Linked DNA regions of Homo sapiens: all the other regions are linked to region 3. A link is a contact called in ENCODE Hi-C or POLR2A ChIA-PET data. All regions are on one chromosome and are shown on one strand. Each heading gives the region's core, a stretch centred on a gene start or an enhancer-like site at or near the end of the contact. The rest is flanking DNA. Distances are from core to core; before and after follow the strand shown. Region 1 holds the start of TLR1 (toll like receptor 1). Region 2 overlaps LOC105374413 (a long non-coding RNA gene). Region 3 has its middle 60 kb from the start of LINC02513.

Region 1 (3,159 bases), core at 494-2,993, 500 kb before region 3:
TGGGTTCAGGCGATTCTCCTGCCTCAGCCTCCTAAGTAGCTGAGATCACAGGCATGTGCCACCACGTCCGGCTAATTTTTTTTATTTTTAGTAGAGACGGGGTTTCGCCTTCTCTACTAGGCTGGTCTCAAACTCCTGACCTCAGGTGATCTGCCTGCCTCAGCCTCCCAAAGTGTTGGGATTGTAGGCATGAGCTACCATGCCCGGCCTGAATTATACACTTTAAACGGGTGTATTTTTTATCGTTTGTGAAATTTTTTATGGAAGGTGAAATTTTTTATGGTTTGTGAATTATATATCAATAAGGTTTTGTTAAAAAAAAACACAACTAACTACAGATTACATCTAATTGACAGCATATTTTTACTGCCCTGAATCCAAAAAGAAATGCCCAGGTATGGGCTAGGGGTGGGCAGAGACACACACACTTGTAATCATGTACACAACTGGGAGTAGTGGGGATGAGTCTGTGGGGAAAAACAGGAATTCAGAGTGCTGAGAAGCTTCCCTTACTGCCCTGCCCACTTCCCTCCCCTGGGCATTGCTCCCTCAGCCTGGATTCACAAAGTCAATGCCTTTGGGAGCCAGGAACTAAATTCTTAGTCAAAGACACCTCCCTCCTGTCCAGTTATGGGTCTCAGGGAGGAAATGGCAGGTGGGTGGTTTCATTCTTTCAGTTTCAGAAAATATCTGTAGACATAACATATTTCCTCTATTAAACAAATTCTGAGGTAAGGGGAAACAGAGAGAGACAGTCAGAACATTATAAGTCGAAAAGAATCTCAGCATTCTTAGTTTAGGGAAGTTGGCCTTGCTCGCTGTGTGGTAGAAAAGCTGATTACGGGAGAGAACCGTGGAGGGAAGGAAGGGAGGCAGTTTTGTCATCCCCACATCCGGTTTTGACTGGACACCATGCAGGCTGAGATCAACTTCAGAGGCAGTCAGCTGGAATCCCATAGCTTTATTTGCCCATTTATTGTGTTGTTATTTTGTTGTTGTCATTACTGGAAAAGGCAAGAGTAGAGCTATCAGAATGTCTTCCTTGAACATGCTGTCAACAAACCCCAGGATTTTTATAAACCCTATGTGAAAAACACGCTAAGAATCTCTTTTCTTCTTAGCATATTTTTCACTTAGGGTTTACAAAAATATGTTTTGAAGAAAGCTTGAAAAGATCAGTGGAAAAAAATTCAGCACCAAATTTTCTCTGAAAATCAACTTGTCAAAAAAGACGTGATTAACATCCATCCTGTAACCAGCACATGAATGATCTTCCCTCTTTACGAGTGTGCTTCAGCAAAACTTTAATCTCGACCCCTCCCTCTTTCCACTTTTAATAGTGGATGGATGAAAAGGCAAGAGGAAAAACAAAGCAGCCGAAACACACCCAGACGCACACTTCTGCCAAGCATAGCCACCACGGTAAGCATTTTGAATTCAGCCAATTATGATCTGTGGATTATTAACATTACCTCATTTACTTCATCAGTGTAGACAATAGTAAACTGACTGTAGTGAAATTTGGAACCATAGAAACGTGATTCTATTTTAATACAGGCCTATCAGGTAACCCACAGACTATGCTACATATGAATAAGAGAAAATAAGTTTATTCTTAACTATGTAATGTAATTCCAGTGGAATTCGGTAGGTGGCATAAAACAGCCTTTTTGTTTTGTTTTGTTTTCAACACCAAATGTGGTTAACAGTGAAATAAATTCAAGGAAGTGCTTGAATTTCTTACAGACTGCCAAATGGAACAGACAAGCAGGTTGTCTTGGTAAGCAACACATTCTTTTCTTTTGTAAAAGAAAATAATTGTATAGCTAGTTATTAAGTACAGAAGTCTCAAAAATCTGTGTAAGTCCTGGGTGTTTTTCTAAGTGGGTTATATTTCTGATATGTATATAGTTACTGTGTAGTTTGTACTGGCATTTGTGTATCAGTTCTGAGTCCTAAATCAGAGAAAGTCCCCACACTCCTCTGGGAATAACACCTCGTGTGTGATTTGCTTATAGGAAATATTTTTGAGTTGGGAAATGAATATTTGGGTCACACACGTCTTCTGGTTTTCTTCCAGAGCAGCTGCTAGTTGTTGATTTTGACAGCATTTCTCTTCACCTAATCCCGCCATTTGTATTCTCTTCTCAGTGTTAAAGAAAATGAGATATAAGTCAGTTACTCCCGGAGGCAATGCTGCTGTTCAGCTCTTCTGTTTTTGTGGCCAGGTTTGTTTCAGTTTTTCTCTCTGGGGCCTTCCCACTAGCTAGTCCTTCTGTTTCTCAGGCCACTAACACTGTTCTGGGGAGCTAGACGTGAGGTAGAATTGCAGGTTTTGAAAATGTTTCCCAGGCTACATCCAATTTGGTCAAAAGACTTGAAAGTGAATTTGTTTTATAACAAAGCAAGAGTTCACAAAACCGCATAGAAAGCAAAGCAGAACAGTTCTTGAACTGTCTCAGATTCTTTTAACCTTTGGTTAATAGCTATTTGGTCTTGTGCAGAGAAGGCCCTTAGTAAATATTTACAGGACTAAACTTAATGGGCCAGATAGATTGTATGGGTATTGTCCATTAAGACCAGTCAAAGCCTTGATTTGATGCCTCCAAAGTCTCCAAAAGAAGACAAATTAAATGTATTGATTCATTGTATCATATAATGTGAGGCTAAACCTATCATAATAATGAAAATTCACAGAAGCTCACCTAGAGGCATTTTACACTTTCAAATTAAAGCATCCTTTTCTGCTCAGCTTATTTTTTGGATAGTAAAAGAGTTTAAAGGTTCTAAAATAGATGAGGCTCAGTCATGGTCATTAAGACGTTGATCAAAAAATTCTTTGGTCTAGGAAACTGAGACATTGATTTTCATGGATTTAGCAAGTTTGGTATATAAAATTCAAAGATCCTGGAAGTATTAAAAATCAGTTATTCCTGTGTATAACATTTTGATTTCTTAATTATAGAAATAAGAATGGTTTCATAAACTGAGTACTTAAAATTAATGACTTTAAATGAAAGGGCAAGATGGAGGTTAGGCAAATAGAAGATATTTGAGTCAATTAATTTAGCTCGACATAAAACTGAAGCTATGCTTTCATTAAATGCTTGCGTTAGCAGTGGTGAATCCATATGGGTCGTAGAAACTTAATTCTTGCCT
Region 2 (2,869 bases), core at 229-2,728, 450 kb before region 3:
ATTGTGTGTATGTGTGTGTGATTTGTATGTGTGAATGTGTTTTTGTGTGTAGTGTGTGTGTGGATGTTGTTTGGGAGTGTGTGTGTGGATGTGAATGTTTAGGTTCTGTGTGTGTGTGTTTGCGGAGTGTGTGGAGTGTGTAACATGGTGTGTGTATATGTTTGGGGTGTGTGTGTAGATATGTGTGTGTGAGTGTGTGTGTTATGGAGTGTGTGTATATGTATGTTTGGGTGTGTGTGGGGTGTGTGTATAGTGTGTGGGAGGTGTGAGTGCATATTGAGTGTGTGTATATGTGTATGTTTCGGGAGGTTTGTGTGTGGAGTGTGTGTGTAGAGTGTGTGTGTATGGGGTGTGTGTGTGTGGAGTGTGTGTGTATGAAGCGTGTGTGGGGAGTGTGTGTGTAGAATGTGTGTGTGGAGTATGTATGTTTGGGGTGTGTGTAGTGTGTGTGCATGTATGTGTATGGGTGTGTGTGTATATTTATATTTGGGAGTCTGTGTCTGTGGAGTGCATGTGTGTAGAGTATGTGTATAGGTGTGTGTGGAGTGTGTGTATGTTTGGGGGTGTGTGTAGGTGTGTGGAGAGTGTGTTTTGGGGTATGTGTATAAAGTGTGTGTATAGTGTGTGTATAGAGCGTGGTTGTTCCGTGGTATAGAATGTGTGTGAGTATGTATGTTTGGCTCGTGTGTGTAGTGTGCGTGCGGGTGTGTCTATGTTTGTGTGTGTGTAGAGTGTGGTTGTTTGCGATGTGTGTGGTGTGTGTGTAGAGTATGTATGTTTTGGGTTTGTGTATGTGGAGTGTATGTGTGGATTGTGTGCCTGTGTGTATGGGGTGTGTGTGGCGTGTGTGTAGAGTGTATGTTGGGATGTGTGTGTGGAGCGTGTGTGTGCACGTGTGTGTATGTTTGTGTGTGTGTGTAGTATGTGTGTAGTTTGTGTGTGTGTATTTTTGGATGTGTGTGTATGGGTGTGTGTGTAATGTGTGTGTAGTTTGCGCATGTGTGTGTTTATTTGGGTGTGTGTGTGTGGAGTGTGTGTGCATGTTTGGGTGTGTGTCTATTGTGTGCATGTGTATGTATATTGGGGTGTGTGTGTGTGGAGTGTGTGTGTACGTGTATGTTTGGGTGTGTGTGGAGTGTGTGTGCGCGTGTGTGTGTATGTTTGGGGTATGTGTGTGTAGCGTGTCTGTGTGTGTGTTTGGATGGGGAACGTTATAAAGAGCACCATTCTCAAAGCGCAGGGAATTCGCGAGCCCTGGGGATCGCTGGTCTACTTCCTAAGCAGCAAGGAATGTTATGCATTTCAGCGCTTGCTAAGTCAGTGCGTCCTCAGAGAGGGCTTGCAGGCTCCAGGGAGGCCTGCATAAGGAGTGAGGCCTGGGCCAAGCCCAACAGAAAGTGTCAAATAACAGGCCTGCCCCTTCCCCACCCTCCACCCCCAGATTTGGGCTGAATCAAAGGGCCATTCAAGCCCCTCCCTTTCACAGGCCGAGGCCATCAGCGGGCCATCCCCTGAGGCTGAAACGCAGCAATCCCACGGGCTTCTGCTCCAAACAGGCTTGTATTTGAAACCACAATATACTTGGCTCTAGTTTTACACACATTACTTTCCTGGTGCTAAAAAAAAAAAAAAAAAAAAAGGAATTACAAGAATGAAAGGGAGAGTTCTTGGGAGATAGGGAATTCTTTTTCCAGTCTAGTGAATGCGGTTAATAAGTGGAAAAATAAAACTACTCTCCGTGAAGGGTCTTTGGAAGGGTTACCAGGACACGACAATTAAAAACAAATTAAAAGGCTGTATCATTCACTCAGCCTCAGTCGCCTCCCACAGTCCTGAGGGAAATGAATCTGCTTCAGTGCATTGGAGGGGTAACCGCTCTTCCTGAATGGTGTCGGGTAGGAGGAGGGATACCTGTGTATGTTCCTCTGTGGCGTCCCAAATGCTCCTTCATGAATTGAGGAATTGACTGGACAGTCATTCCCCTAGACCTCACTACAAATTAGACTTTTGTTCACCTGTTTCAAACGAATGTTTTTTAGTGCTTTGCATAGTGTGAAAAACAATAACAAACCCCAGGGTTTGGGTCATCTTGGATGAGTCACTTGAATCTCTGTGGCTCTCAGTTTCCTCTCTGTAAAATGAAAGTGTAAACTAGATCAGTGGTTTTCAAACAGTACTCTCCTGAGTCCTCCCTGAAGCTAGAACAACTAGGAGGAAGAGAAATGGAAGAATTAACTGAGCAATTTAGCCCGTTTGCGTCTGTCGTCTTTGACTTCAGACCATTTTCAATACAATCTGGTTGAGCAGTTAATTCTAACAAACCTGGTTCTGGGATTTGCTAATCTCTCAACAATTCCAGGTGACTCCCAAAGCAGGAGCCACAGTCTCTGCACGGGCTTGACCCATATTGTCATGTTTTGGAAGGTGTGGAAGATTCCTGCCAACATCATAGCATCATGTTATTCTCAAGGAGACTAAGGAAGACTTAAAACAACCCATGTGGGTGCAGAAGGTGGCCCCGTGGCCTGTGTTGAAGTGGGATCTCACAGATCCACATTGTATTTTCACAAATACATGTGAGATTTTCCACGAGATTCTGCAAGAATTTCCCTGTGAGTCCTTTCTTGAGTTCCAAAGTTGGGTAATGATGAAACAGAAGAGTTCCCTGACCCCTCTCACAGGACGTGAAACAAGGGTGTGGCTTGTCTGTTAGATTGCTGACACCACTCAAACCCCTTACAGGATGGAAAGCATGCAGATGGGCAGGTGCAGGAGTCCAAGTGGGCACGTGTTACAATGTGCTCTTTTAGCCGTCTGCGAATGGCTTGAGTGTTAGCGAGCAAGGGCAGAGGGCCAGTGTGACAGCTTT
Region 3 (3,027 bases), core at 334-2,833:
TTATGACAATAAAATGAATAATATTTCTCCAGGGCCTGGAACAGTCCACGGCACATATTAAACATTGCATGGATTTACAGTTTTATTGTTGTTGGGTTTTTATTTTTGTTTCGTTATTTTGTTTTTGGGAGCATCTTCGCTCATTTTGTATTTCATACCTAACAATTCAGTCTCACATCCTTAATGCATCAACTACAATTTTCTAGTTTCTTTAGAATGTAGCAAGAACTTAAAGATACTCTTGAAGCAATCTGAGGACAAATCTTCTAGATTTTAATGATTTGTTCTCAATCTTTTATAGTTGCATGTCCATACCTAATCTGACAGCATTTGGTGATGGTGGGGAGAATGTTCTTTGCTATATTTTCATCCATTTACATAATTCCTAATTACATATTTTTTTCACTGCAAACTTTATAAACACATCTGGGAACAAACAAAACTGACTCCTGGTAAGTAGACCATGCAACTGGTGGGAGATGTGTTTAGATGCACTGTGAGAATGCCAGTGTCACATCTTGAGCCTACTGAGGACTTTGCAGATAGAATAGAGGTTGTATCCATTAATCTAGTGGTTTCCTTAAGTGGAGATGAGTTAAGGGACTCTATTGTATACAAGTCAACAATGATTGTGTTTGGGTTGCATAGTCTTCCTTCTCATCTTTTTTTTTTTTTTTTTTCTGGCAGGGTCTTTCTCTGTCACCGAGGCTGGAGTGCAGTGATGCAATCATGGCTCATTGCAACCTCAAACTCCTGGGCTCAAGAGATCCTCCTGCCTCAGCCTCCCAAGTAGCTGGGACTACAGGTGCCTGCCACAACACCCACTTGATTTCTAAATTTTTTGTAGAGACAGTCTCTCCATGTTGCCCAGGCCTCCCAGAGAGCTGAGATTACAGGCGCGAGCCACTGCACCCGGCCCTATTCCAATTTTTTAAAAATGATGAACATGTATTATGGCTCTTACCTGACAAAGAAAAAAAATCAACACTTCATTTTTTGGAAAGTATTTTTTTAGTAAATCCATTTCCAGAAGACTAGAATGCAAACACAAAGAAAATGAGCAGTGAATATTGTTAATTCATGCACCCTTGTATCCAAACAATGGGTTGCTAGATTCTACAGAACACTAGGATCTGAGCATCAGCAGTCATTGTTGTTACTTGATGAAAGGACAATGTATTATTGATTGCTGCTATTATAAGGCACAATTTCCTAAATGCTACAGAAGTCAGAGGGGAATCCAGCTTTATACTAAGAAGGTTCACATACTCTAATATTCACATTCTAGTTTCATTTTGACTCTAAAATTGCACAGAAACCAAATGAGCAAATCTGCATTTCCTCCTAAATCTATATGCAAACGGTGAGGCAGGGATTCCCCTTGTAGTTGGCATTCGTTAGCAGAAAGGATTCTGGACAACCTCAAGCTCAAACTGCCTTAGCACCAATCCAATCTAGCTGAATTGGACACTTCCTGTGCTTTGCCAAATTTCACAGATCTCATTGCAAGCTCACTCCTCTGTAACATATCATTGTTACTTTGCTTTCTGATCAACTCTTAATTCTCACAGTCTTCCTTGATCAAGAGAGAGGAAGTGAGAGAGGTGTGCAGTTATTGCTGCATTGATTGTCATCACTTGACAGATGGAGAAGCCAAGGTTACAAGCCACGTTTTTTTTAATCACAATGGAGCATGCCATATCTCTCCTCTGTCTCAGAAATTTGATCATAGGACACTTCATGGGGTGTTTTTTCTTTTCTTTTTAACATTTTTTGAGATGGAGTCTCACTCTGTCGCCCAGGCTGGAATGCAGTGGTGTGATCTCGGCTCGCTGCAACCTCCACCTCCTGGGTTCCAGCGATTCTCCTGCCTCAGACTCCCAAGTAGCTGGGATTATAGGAATGTGCCACCATGTCTGGCTAATTTTTGTGTTTTTAGTAGAGACAGGGTTTCACCATGTTGCCCAGGCTGGTCTCGAACTCCTGACCTCAAAGTGATCCACCTGCCTCAGCCTTCCAAAGGCTTGAGTGTTGGTATTACAGGCATGAGCCACTGCACCTGGCCCATGAGGTGTATTTTCAAGCAAACTATATGTATGAAGCTCATTTCATCACAGGGACAATGGCAGGAGAGTGTAAGAATGCGAGTACAAAGCCTTGGCTAGGCCCCACCTTCTGGTCTTGTCCCTCAGCCCTTCACTACATGCTTTCAGAAGTCTCAGCCTGAAGTCCTTTCAAAAGAGTCCCCCCACTTAAAAAATTGTGCAGAAGAGGCCAGGGGTGGTGGCTCACGCCTGTAATCCCAGCACTTTGGGAGGCCGAGGCGGGTGGATCATGAGGTCAGGAGATCAAGACCAACCTGGCTAACACGGTGAAACCCCATCTCTAATAAAAATACAAAAACCAGATTAGCTGAGTGCGGTGTCAGGTGCCTGTAGTCCCAGCTACTTGGGAGGCTGAGGCAGGAGAATGGTGTGAACCTGGGAGGCAGAGCTTGCAGTGAGCCAAGATCGTGCCACTGCACTCCAGCCTGGGTGACAGAGTGAGACTCTGTCTCAAAAAAAAAAAAAAAATTGTGCAGAACAACCAAACCGAAAGCCTGAGAACCGTGTTCCCAGGCTCCTTAAATGTAATGATGTCCCTCATACTAGTACATTTGCGTCCGGAATTGGTGGGTTCTTGGTCTCACTGACTTCAAGAATGAAGCCATGGACCCTCGCGGTGAGTGTTACAGTTCTTAAAGATGGTGTGTCCAGAGTTTGTTCATTCTGATGTTCGGACATGTTCGGAGTTTCTTCCTTCTGGTGGGTTTGTGGTCTTGCTGGCTTCAGGAGTGAAGCTGCAGACCTTCGCAGTGAGTGTTACAGCGCTTAAGGCAGCACCTCTGGAGTTGTTCATTCCTCCCGTCCAGAGTTGTTCATTCCTCCCGGTGGGTTCCTGGTCTCACTGGCCTCAGGAGTGAAGCTGCAGACCTTCGCAGTGAGTGTTACAGCTCATAAAGGCAATGCGGACCCAAAGAGTGAACAG

What was found. Hi-C counts contacts between places; a loop is a spot of excess contacts on that map. ChIA-PET counts read pairs that join two places held with the same protein, here RNA polymerase II (POLR2A). Pooled maps may share reads with other maps.
Region 1: a map with no recorded cell type shows a loop between it and region 3 (27-fold over the local background). The contact joins the promoter of TLR1 here to the enhancer-like site in region 3. A Hi-C loop is called at or near these places in 2 of 168 maps with a recorded cell type or tissue (B cell and CD4-positive, alpha-beta memory T cell), 19 of 37 single-sample maps with no recorded cell type and 12 of 50 pooled maps. POLR2A ChIA-PET finds 5 or more read pairs at or near these places in 2 of 52 experiments (activated CD4-positive, alpha-beta T cell and activated naive CD4-positive, alpha-beta T cell).
Region 2: a loop to region 3 is called in a pooled map, with 7 times the contacts of the local background. The contact joins two enhancer-like sites. A Hi-C loop is called at or near these places in 1 of 168 maps with a recorded cell type or tissue (B cell), 3 of 37 single-sample maps with no recorded cell type and 14 of 50 pooled maps. POLR2A ChIA-PET finds 5 or more read pairs at or near these places in 1 of 52 experiments (GM12878).

Annotation. Positions count from the first base shown.
Region 1 is chr4:38,803,375-38,806,533 of GRCh38, reverse strand. It overlaps TLR1 (toll like receptor 1), which reads left to right and starts at 1,743. Exons shown (of 4, transcript NM_003263.4): 1 at 1,743-1,780; 2 at 2,152-2,228. RefSeq lists enhancers at 743-912, 1,871-2,040, 1,975-2,144, 2,052-2,221, 2,088-2,257 and 1 more.
Region 2 is chr4:38,751,725-38,754,593 of GRCh38, reverse strand. LOC105374413 (a long non-coding RNA gene) reads right to left here. Exons shown (of 6, transcript XR_925231.2): 6 at 1,543-2,869. Among named protein-coding and RNA genes, the nearest start is that of TLR10, 30 kb to the left of the region's middle. Within about 2 kb of position 1,478, at least 25 of the 41 ENCODE cell types and tissues checked have a DNase peak (open chromatin) inside an H3K27ac peak, as active enhancers do; they include GM12878, where a contact is called at or near this core.
Region 3 is chr4:38,305,132-38,308,158 of GRCh38, reverse strand. No RefSeq gene overlaps it. Among named protein-coding and RNA genes, the nearest start is that of LINC02513, 60 kb to the left of the region's middle. RefSeq lists an enhancer at 1-62. Within about 2 kb of position 1,583, at least 3 of the 41 ENCODE cell types and tissues checked have a DNase peak (open chromatin) inside an H3K27ac peak, as active enhancers do; they include B cell and GM12878, where a contact is called at or near this core.